Regions from separate parts of the Mus musculus genome. Here region 2 is linked to region 1. A link is a loop called in an ENCODE intact Hi-C map of the cell type or tissue named here. Cell type or tissue: left cerebral cortex. All regions are shown on one strand. Each heading gives the region's core, and the rest is flanking DNA. Links, peaks and the distances in the headings are about the cores only. Region 1 holds the start of Gm51999. Region 2 has its middle 37 kb from the start of 4930474N09Rik.

Region 1 (5,374 bases), core at 166-5,165:
ACACAACTTGTGGGTTGTAAAAATACCTAGCCATTTCCCTTGCCTTGAGAATGGAATGTGAAGGAACCACTAACACTGGTATCCCATGAGTTTTGTTATGATGCTTCCATATCTATTTACAAATATATAAACCCCACAGGAACAAGACTTTGTCCCTCCTGAACCTAACCCAGTGCTTGGTAAATATTTGTCTAACAAACAAGGGCATTTTGAACACAATCAAGTTATACTCAGTCTGTTTGCACTCTCCTACCTGGAGGAGAGGTTGTCAGAACAGCTATTTCAAGGAGAGCTTTCTTGATATACATATTAGGACCCCATTTAGGGATATCTGGACTTGTATGGAGTGGCTCCCCGGGTGGCTTTTCCAGACTTTTCTGGACAAACAACCCAGGTTTAGGGTGCTCCTCCATCTTGCCAGGCCTAACTCCAACCATACTTATTACATCTCTTCCTCACAAAATTATCTATGCTTCGTTCCCCAAGCCTGTTGTGTCAGATAGTCTACCAAGGGCTTTGCCTCTCTCTTCTGGGGGCTGGGGGTGTGAGAGGGGTCAGAGGACTCCTTTCCCTGAGAATTTAAACTAGAGGACAGAAGACTTGAGACAGTCTGCAGATGGTGGATGCTAAAACCAGAGGACTTTAAGAACTATGGCCGGGAAGCCATGTGTGACCATAAGCAAGCTGTCCCACAGGGAGGAGAGTAGAGTATCTCTACTGGCAAGAAGCAAGAAATACCTTGAACTGGAGGGAGGGACAAAAGCAGGAATCCTGTCCCCAGTTCCATGCCACCAGCTGAGCTGCCTGCTTTTTACTGGAACCAGTTGTTGTTACCTTGGAGCAGAGGGCCGTCTTTCCAGGCCTGCCTCAGGTCTTTGCACCTACAGCAAGGTCTCTCTGGAATCTACTTAGTTGTCACTGCTTTGAGGGACTATCAGTTATTCCATTAAGAACCATGAAGGAGGAATGGAGGCCTATACTGCCTTGCGCTGGCTGTCCCAGAACACAAGTCTGTGTCCAGATGGGGTACGGAGTGATCCCATCAAGTCGGCAATCAGAAAATAAATGTTGCTGGGCAGTGGTGGCATGTGACTTTAATCCCAGTCCTTGGGAAGCAGAGGCAGGTGGATCTCTGAGGTTGAGGCCAGCTTCATCTATAGAGTGAGTTCCAGGACAGCCAGAGCTACTCGGAGAAGCCCTGTCTGGGGAGTGGGGAGGCAGCGGCAAAACAAAACAAGAAAACCAAATTTCCAAACAGCAACCACAACAACAACAACAACAGAAATGAGTTCTGGGTCTGAGATAGGATTCTGCTGTCAAATAGCTATTTAAAACAATAGTTTAAATTATTTGGCCTGCTTGAGATTTCTTGGCACCCAAGATATTAGGGTATATTTGGAAAACACAGCAGGAACTTGAGCATGAGGCCATTCCTACAGGAATTTGGCCCCTGGATGCTAATGTCAAGGCTGCCTGTCCCAGAGCCAGGGATCTGTTGAATCACTGTTGGAGGAGGGCACACCAAGCTCACTCTGGCTTACAGCAAAGGTCTGCTGGGGTCCATTTTAGATCACCAGGCAGGCAGACCTGTGGACCTTGCACCTTCCTTATCAGCCTTCCTTTCTCTCTTTGGGACAACACCTGCCTGACATCTCTTAGCATATCTCGAACGGAAAAGGGAAAAATAAGAAATCAAGTCATACTCAATAAATCTGTTTGCTGCCCCTTTTCCGTCTCCTGCCTGAGGTAGAGGTTGTCAGCACAATCAGCCCCCGGGTGGGGGGCTCCTTTGATGTGTACAGCTAGGACCCCCACCTAAGGGTATTGGGACTTAGGGTTGGCTTTCCAGATGTTTCTCATAGGCTTCTCCAGACAAGCTACTCATTCAGCTTGCGAATGCCCTCAGAGGGAAAGGAAAGATAAGACCAGCCCATTAAAGGCAGCTTCCCCACTCACTGTGCTCCTTCCTCTCTCGATGGCTTCTTAGAGCCTAAACTTGTCCTGTGTGTTCAGTTTTTGTTTATTTGGCATGGCCAGCTCACACCCTAGGAGGCGAGTTTTTGTTGTTGTTGTTTCCGAGACAGGGTTTCTCTGCATAGTCCTGGCTGTCCTGGAACTCACTCTGTAGACCAGGAAGGGAGTTTTAAGAATGACATACATAGTTCAGGCCTAATCAACCTGCTTTGAGAACCTAGGAAGAAGGACTGGGGAGGAAATAATGTGCTGGGCCTACTTTAAGTAGAGAGATGCCTAGGAAGTGTGAGAGGGGTTGGGCGGGCTGGCAGCTCAAGGCGGAGCAGGGAGAGTACATTCTCTAAAGTCAGTTTTGACCTTTGGTGAGGATTAAAGATTGTCAAGTGACACGCTGTTGTAGGAGGGGGACCTGCCCTAGCTGAGCCACAGGTGGCTGATCTTCTCTTGTCCTGGTTTGGGTTACCAGTAGTGGGCCTTAGAATCACTGGTGTGCGACTCCAGAGATGATCTAATGTGCCTGCCACCGGGTACCTTCCGCGCTTAGTCACAAGATGTGCTCAATAACATAGGTGTCGCTGGATGACCTCAGGCTACCTTGGGCTTCTTCAGGTCTTCTGGCTGCTTGGCAAGGAGTGAAGTCTCTGTGAGTCTGAATTGCTGAAGATTGCCTGCCACCTACCTAATCTTGAAGTTTTGTTAAGTGGGGGATTGAGTCTCAGATTGGTTTGGAGTTTTCTTTCTTTCTTTCTTTCTTTCTTTTTTTTTTTTTTTTTTTTTTTCTTTTTGAAACAAACTTCTCAGAAGCACGTGGTATTTCTCTCACTGTTCTCTCTCTCCCTGTCTGGCTATGATAAAAGTTCCTGTCCAGCTGGGTTTTTCAGCCCAGTTCACAGATAGCTGTCCACTTTTCTGGTGGGCGTGGGAGGATGGCTTTGGGCTTCTCTTTGTAGGACCTGCTCGCCTAGCTACCTGGGAGTGGTGCACAATCCTATTTTTATTTATGTCACCAGCAGGGTGTCCTATTGGACTCTGCTTTCATCCTCACCAAAGGCAGCCGGCTGGTGAGCCTTGAGCAGTGGGTGGCCATTCTCTGGAGGTGTCTGGAGACTGGGTGAAGTGGCTGCGCCATTGGGGGGCGCGGGGTGGGAGGCTGCAGATTATCGTTTTAGTTGATGAAGCTCAAAATGGTAAAGGACGGAGATTTGTTTTCCTTCCAGATGGGGGCCCTTAGCCCAGCCTACTGGGGAGAACCCACTGACGTTGCGTTTGGGGTTCACCTCTCCCTTGGTGGTTGCGGCCATCCTCCTGCCCTCCGAAGCCAAGGCAACCTAGGCTGGGGATCAGTTTTTTCGTCCCCGGCAAGAGGTACATGGTGGAGGAGGACTGGACCCGCCTCGGGAGTGCTGCAGTAGTAGTTGGAGAGAAGTGGAGTCTTCTCTCTTCACCCTCAGAAGCCTCGCTCGCGTCGTAATTCTTTTTATTTTTACTTTCGAGCCTTGTAAGGCAGGCGGCCGGGGTAAAAGCGCTGCGGCGACACGTTGCCAGCTGCGCAGCACCGCCCGTGTGGCCTGAAGCAGGGGAGAGGGCCGGCCACGCGCCACCTGCCCGGCTCCCCTGGGTCCCTGGGTGCCGCACGGGAGCCCGGGAACCCAGCCTGGCCAAAGGGCCTCCCTGCGGACCCGCGCCGCAGCTCGGGGTCGCCCAGCCCACGTTTTCCGTCTCTCCGGCTCTCTCCGCCCCTCCCTCCCCGCGCTTCCCCTCCTCCTGCCTGGTCATGTGTCGCCTTTTTTTGTTTGCAGTGGAAACAATTTCTCGCCGCTCGGCGCGCCCCGGCCCCGACGCGCCGCAGCGGAGGCGAGCGGGAGGCGGGACGGGGCGTGGAGAGCGGCGGGGCCGGCGGGAGGACGCGGCGCCCGCGGACGCTCGCTCGGGGCCCATGCCGCGCCGCTTCCCGCACCCCTGTCGCCCGCATCCGCGGCCGCCCCCCGCCGCCCGCCCAGGGCTCGAGCGTCCACTGCGGGACCCCGAGCGATGCCCGCTGGGCGCCAGCGAAACTTTGTCGGCTGCGCTGAAGGCAGCGGCGGCCCGGCGCCGCGCTCGGCCAGGTGAGTCGGTGCCCGCGCCCGCCCGCACCACCCAGGCTGGGGTCCGCATTCCAGAGCCGTCGCAGCGGCACGGGGACGGGGCTCGCAATGCGGGGCGCGGGCCAAGCTGGACCCGGGGTGGGGGGACCCCAGTCCTGAGCCGGGAAGTTGCCCGCCCAGGAGTTTCCTGCCCCGACGTGCTGGCTGCTTCTCGTGCCTCGGTTTCCCCTCCGACTCGGAGAGCGACAGAGTTGGTATTGTCTGCGGAACAGGCATCCTCAGCAATTCGAGTCTGGCAGAGGGTGCCGATCAACTCCAGACCCCAGGACCGCGAACGGGCGCCTAACAAAGATCCCCTCCCTAGCCGAGCACGCTCAGCACGGGCCGCGAGCATCCCGAGACTCTCGGGGCCTCTTCCGCACCCTGACTCTTTGCAAGCCTTTCTGGGCCTCGCGTGAGCTGGGAGGGACGGTGGGCGCGTATTGATTTGTTTTAGTCTCGCCACGCTGCGGCCAATAAAAGGTTTATGACATCTGACCAGCAGTGAAGGTATGTGTGCTCCCAATTGCCCTGTGTACGGGGAGAAGAGCAGTTTTCCCGTTGCCTGGCAACGCCGCCGATTGACGCAGGGCCCAGCCAATCGCTGCCCTCGTTGGTCCCCTTGAAATGTTTTTGACAAGTACAGTAAAAGGGAGTGGAGCGCGTGCGTGCGTGCGCGCGCAAGGAGGGGGAGGTTCCCGGTCCCCCAAACTCGCGACTGCCCAGCTTTGGTTGAGAAAGATTTCTCAACTTTTTAAAAAGTTCACCACCAACATCTGTTCAGACCTGGGCCGTAATGGCGTTGTCAGGTATTTGGAGAATTTCTGCTATTAGCCAAAAAAGTAAGCGTTTTTACTCCATTTTCTTCGTTGGAAGAAAGAAAGGAAGATAAAACACAGGAAGTCATAAAAAGAATGAAAACAAAAGGAGGGTGTGTGAGACGTAACCAATAACTTAAGGCGGTCACTGTTGGGTCACTGTTCGAAGCAACATTATTAGCAGCAGATTAAAAAATGTTTGCTTGACCACAGACGCACACTACCCCTCCGCCTCTCTAAAATAAGAAGGGAAAGGCGATTTGGAAAATTTTGTAGTTAAGATATAATGGAAAACTCAGCTGTGGTTTCTGGGAATTGTTTGTTTTGTGGTAATATAGGACAGGGGTAGTAAGGAGTCGTCACATGCTGTTGTAAAGGGAGGGATTTGTAAGGAATGTAGTTAGTGGAGAGTTTGGAAACATAATCTAGGGGTTAGGGGCCCTCCAGACCACCTCTTCT
Region 2 (5,374 bases), core at 126-5,125, 270 kb after region 1:
CGTCCTGACTCAGGGTGCCCCGGCTGTAAGCCTCTCACTGTGCTTGCCCATCCCAAATTCTTCGTGGTTACTTTGCTTGTTCTTGCAGGGTTTTATGGAGTACTTTAGACTGGCTTTGAACTCCAGTGCCTCCTGTCTCAGTTTCCTGAGTGCTGGGAACACAGGACACACCGCTACACCCAGCCCTACCCTGCTTTTTTCAGGGCAACCGTTCTCTCCTCCATCTCTCCTCACATTCCGCTCCAGGGTCCGCTCTCTTAACTCCCATCTCAGTGAAGGTGAATGGAATCTTAAGTGTGTGGTGACCACATGTCTCTGCTGCCTGAGGCGGGGCCTTCAAAGGCAGGTGAAAGAGAAGCGGTTCTCAACCCGTGGGTCTCCCCTCTCCCCGCACCTCACACCCCAATTTGGAGGTCACACATAAGATGTGCATATCAGATATTCACACCCCGATTTATGGCAACAGCAAACACTCCGATTTATGGCAACAGCAAAATTACAGTTGTGAACTAACAATGAAATAATTTTATAGTTGTGGGGTTGCCACAACGTGAAGAATTGTATTAAAGGGTTGCAGCATCAGGAAGGCTGAGAACCGGTGCGGTAGGGCATTGCAGGAGAGTGAGTGTGAATCGAGGGAGCCTGCATGGATCCAGTTCTGCCCAGTGTTATACTGGCTTCTAGCTTTCTTCTTTTTCTTTCTTTTCTTTTCCTTTTCCTTTTTTTCTTTTCCTTTTCCTTTTCCTTTTTCTTTTCTTTCTTCCTCCTCTTCCTCCTCCTCTTCTTGTTCTTCCTGTATAGTCCTGGGTGGCCTGGCCTGGAACTCAGGCTATGAAGACCAGGCTGGCCTCATAGATCTTCCTGCCTCTATCTCTATGTACTTCAGGTGTGCTTGCAGTAAAGGGGTGAGCCACCATGTCTGGCTTTGGTTTGCTTTTTATTGAACTATAATATATACATAGAAAATGCACCTGTCGTAGGTGTATAACCCCAAAATAATTCTCACAGCTAAGTCGGCCTGAGCTGCCAGTACCAGACACAGGAGCAGAGTGGGCTAACAGCCCAGACCCCTAGAAACTGCTTCCTGTCACTGCCTTCTCCAACAAGGTGGAGGGTTCACTGCATTTACTGTGGGCTGCATATGTCTGCTTCACCTGGTCTCCTTAGTAAATAGACTCCTTTAAAACAATCCTTCCTCTATAGTATCCTGTGAAGTAGTTTTGAGAAATGAACACATTTCTTGGGTTTAATTGCAGAGATTTTATTTTGCAGGGCAAAGGCAAGGTCCATTAGAATAAGCTGACAACCATCAGATTAACAGGGAAAAAAGACATATGGTTCTATTAATGTATGTGTGTGTGTGTGTGTGTGTGTGTGTGTGTGTGTGTGTGTGTGTGTGAAGAGAGAGAGAGAGAGAGAGAGAGAGAGAGAGAGAGAGAGAGAGAGAGAGAGGGAGAGAGAGAGAGAGAATGAATTGTGGGAGTTTCCTCACACTGAGCTTACTTCCTGGGGGTGACGGGCGTGGGGGGGGGGGGAGAAAGTGGCCATTTTGAGTGGCCGTAAAGGAAAGGATTATTAGGGGAACGAATGGGCCTGGCTGGAAATTAGCCTGTAAAACAATTCTCTCTAGAATCTGAATGAGCTGGAAGAGCAGACATTTTCTAGTGGCGAAGTCCATCGGAGTGTGCTTATAGCCCCCAGTCTGCCTTTCTGTGCATAGTGATGACATTTCAGTCTGAGATGGAGACAGTTTTGAGCTCTGTGTGAAGATCAAGGAATACCAGAATGAAGCATACAATGACCTCCAAGGAGCTTCCGTTTGAGACAATTAGCACAGCATGCCACTGTGCCAGGAGGTGAAATTCCCTGGCACCTTCAGCCTCCTTTATTGTCTTTATCGTGTGACTCTGCTTGAGTTGACGTATTGATTCATTCGTGAATGTTTGGGTTGTTTTCCAATCGAGGGCTACAGTGTGTCTCTGCTTCTAAACCAGATGTTGGCAAAACACCAGATATTTGGAAAGAGACCCTAAACAGAACAGAATTGGTCCTTCTGTCCATCCATCCATCCATCCATCCATCCATCCATCCATCCATCCAGCAAGCCAGCCAGCCAGCATCTGTGGTGTGCCTATGATGGTCCAGGCATGCAGATGAGTGCTAGCCTGGGAAAGTGCACAAAACTGATATGTCCTGGTCCTCAGGGATCATCTGTCAGAGAGATATTTGGACATTTAGGGCACAGAGAGCTGGGGACTGCCAAGGGAGGGAAGGAACCCAGCAAAGTCGAGGCTTAATGCTAAAAGCAGTAGAAGCTGCAGGGAGGGAGTTCAAGGTAGTGGGGATAGGTTGTTAGTGGGGGCCTTGAGAATGAGGTGGACAGTGGGTGGGGTGATGTAGCAGAGGCAGGTGCTGCAGAGGTAGGAAGAACTGGAACTTCATGGGCCAGAGCCATGTTAAGGACTTGAGACTTCTTTGGGGAACGTTGATAATTACCTTGAGGATCGATTTGAACTCTTTGGCCATTAGAAAGACCCTTCTGGGTGGTTAGAGAGATGACTCATTAAAGAGTACTGACTTCTCTTCCAGAGTTCAGTTTCTAGCAACTACATGGTGGCTCACAACCATCTGTAGTGGAATCTGATGCCCTCTTGTGGTGTGTCTGAAAACAGCAACAATATATATATACTCTCTCTGTGTGTGTGTGTGTGTCACTTTCTCATATGTGTGTGTGTGTGTAGCTATCTATATCTATCTATCTATCTATCTATCTATCTATCTATCTATATCTATATCTATATCTATATCTATATCTATATCTATATCTATATATATATGTTTAAAAAAAGAGAAAAAAGAAAGGCCCTTCTGGCTGCAGAGTGGAAGATTGGAGTGGAGTGGGTGGGGCACACCCTGAAGCAGAGGTTCAGGCAGGGCCTATAAAGAAAAGTACAATGAGTGATCAGTGTAGATCTGTTGTAGCTGGGAGCCCTCACAGTTGTCCCCACTGGTGTGGGCCTCACATCATACCACCCCACACAAAATGAGTAGCTTGCCATTCAGCAAGCCTGCGTCCTTCTTAGGGTCTGTTTGCTCAGAGAGCCCCAGGCTATTACACATCCACTAATGCTGATTAAATCTGAACCCAGACTTGACTCAGCGTCTACCCAGTTCCAAACCCCATGATCATAAGTGTTTGGTTGCATAGCTTCTGGCTCTACAGTCTCTGCTTCTGTGCTCTTCCTGAAAGGCACAGAGTTATAGCATGGGTGTAGTCTATCTCCCAAGGGTCATGTGGTAGACTCTTGGTCTCCAGTATGGATCATGTTGTCAGGCATTCAGAACAACCCAGTCCTAGTGCATAAGAACCAGGGTGCTGTGCGGTAGCAGAGAAACAGATTCAGGGTCACTCAGAGTGCCATCTCCAGGACCTACTGACAGAGGTAGGGTCCTGGCATCCGTAAGAGCAGATTGAGCTCTATAATTCAGGGTCACAATAAGGGACACTTTAAAAAATACCTTAAAATTTTATTGTGTGTATGTGTGTGGAGGGGGTACATGCATGGAGGTCAGAATGCATTTTATGGGAGTTGGTTTTCTCTTCCTACTATGTGGGTCCTAGAATTGAACTCAGGTCATCGGGCTTGGTGGCAAGAGCCTTTACCAGCTTAGCCATCCTGCTGGCCTACAAGAGGCATACATAGGCTAGGACAAAAGGAACTTTGGCTAATATCAAAGAGCCAGGCATGTCCTGTAAGGGTCCAACTGTATGGCTCATGGTTTTGTGATTTGCAGTGTGTGCTGGGAATCAATGCAGGAAAAGAAACAAATGGACAAACAACAAAACAGCCCAAACCAAGGAGCAATCATGAAAGTGCTGGTCCTGGGGGCTGCAGACATGTCAGCACACATACAAGATGGTAGGACCTTTAAGAAGTGGGACCTAGTGGAAGGTGCTAGGGGTTTGATCGCACTTAATAAATTAATGCTGCCTTGTAGAACTGGATCAGTTGTGTGCAATCAACTCTCATGAGTGCAAGTTTTCATAAGTCTTATGACATAAGGACGTGCCTGTCCTTTTCTATGTGAGGTCATTTTTCTTCCTCACAAGGATGGTGATGTCATGCTACTGGACCCTCCAGCCACCAGAAGCATGAGCCAAACAAAGGCCTTCGTGTTGCAGGTTACCCAGCTTTGGCTATTTTGTTATAGAAGCTAAATGTCTGGGCATGGTGACACTCACCTTTTATTCCAGCTGGGGAGGGTGGAGCTTTCTAGAGTTCAAGGCCAGCCTGGTCATCATTAGTTCCAGGTCAAAATAGTTAATTACTTTTAAGGAAGAAGAGGAGGAGGGGAAGGAGGAAGAAGAAGAGGAGGAGAATGGAGAAGGAGAAGAAGGAGGAAGAGAGCTGGGTGGGGTGGTGCACATTTTTAACCCTAGCAGAGGCCTGAGTTCCAAGACAGCCAGAGAACACTTGTCTTGAGCCACACCCACCCCCAACAAAAGAAAATGGAAGAAGGAAGGAAAGGAAGAAACACAAGATGGACCAAGACAGGCAGGATGGTAACATCTGATAGAGAGAGACAGGAGACCTTTGTATGACACCCACTCTTCTATGACCTCTGACCTCTACAACACTGATGCGTTCATGGGAAGAGCACGGTGTCCATGATGCAACTACTCAGGAAGCCACTTTGCTGAGTGCACAGCCTCCTTATTTCCACATATCCGCTTCATTCTTTCACCTGTGTTTTAATCTATCTGTCTAGCACTCTACAGCAGGCTCCCATTAGCACTGAAAGCTGTCTACCCACTCAGTTGAGCCTGACTCATGCACCATATGTGTCCCAGTTTATCCACGTGGCTCCACACACACACGTTTTTTTTTTTCTTCCTCCAGGTCTCCTCCGCAGGCCTCCGAGTAGCCTGCAGTGGTATCCTGAATTCCCCTAGCAGCGCCACCGCGGCCGCCACCCCCATTGCTGCTCACAGCACTCAGCCTGCTATAATTAAACAAACAGGGTTATTTGTGACATCCTGGTTTACACATCAACAAGTTATTTTCTCTGATTTTGCTATGGATGGATTTGCTCTGCTTACATTAAACAAAAACAGCTCACCCAAAAATGCAGAATAAGCAAGGCGGATGAGACTTGGCCCGGCAGCTGCCTCTTTCCCCAGGAGACAAGACCGAGTTCTCCCCCCTTTCTTAACTCCTGGCTTGGTGGAGCTGAGCCAGGAGGTTTCAAAGCCATAGCCAAGAACCTTGACCCCTGTAGCATCAACTTTTCCTGGGGGAGTTATGAATGACAAGGCAGAGGAATGATTTCACTCATGTCTTTCTTGGTGAAAGAACGGGTTACCAGACTTCTT

What was found. Hi-C counts contacts between places; a loop is a spot of excess contacts. Peaks named below come from ENCODE experiments on the same cell type or tissue, not always from the same donor. Only the 100,000 strongest peaks of a DNase experiment are listed, where the experiment ranks them.
Region 2: it touches region 1 in a loop (1.9-fold over the local background); 2 of 42 quality-filtered maps call a loop at or near these places.

What each region holds. Positions count from the first base shown.
Region 1 is chr12:99,391,457-99,396,830 of GRCm38, reverse strand. The region is part of intron 1 of Foxn3 (forkhead box N3); the gene reads left to right. Gm51999 reads right to left here and starts at 4,665. Exons shown (of 1, transcript XM_030247043.1): 1 at 3,187-4,665. The coding sequence starts at 4,452. The coding sequence ends at 3,202. In left cerebral cortex, for the core only: a CTCF peak has its summit at 2,981; DNase peaks (open chromatin) are centred at 3,102, 3,593 and 4,692; H3K4me3 peaks cover 2,254 bases; H3K27ac peaks cover 1,886 bases.
Region 2 is chr12:99,123,600-99,128,973 of GRCm38, reverse strand. No RefSeq gene overlaps it. Among named protein-coding and RNA genes, the nearest start is that of 4930474N09Rik, 37 kb to the left of the region's middle. In left cerebral cortex, for the core only: CTCF peaks have their summits at 2,626 (motif pointing left) and 4,963; a DNase peak (open chromatin) is centred at 4,862.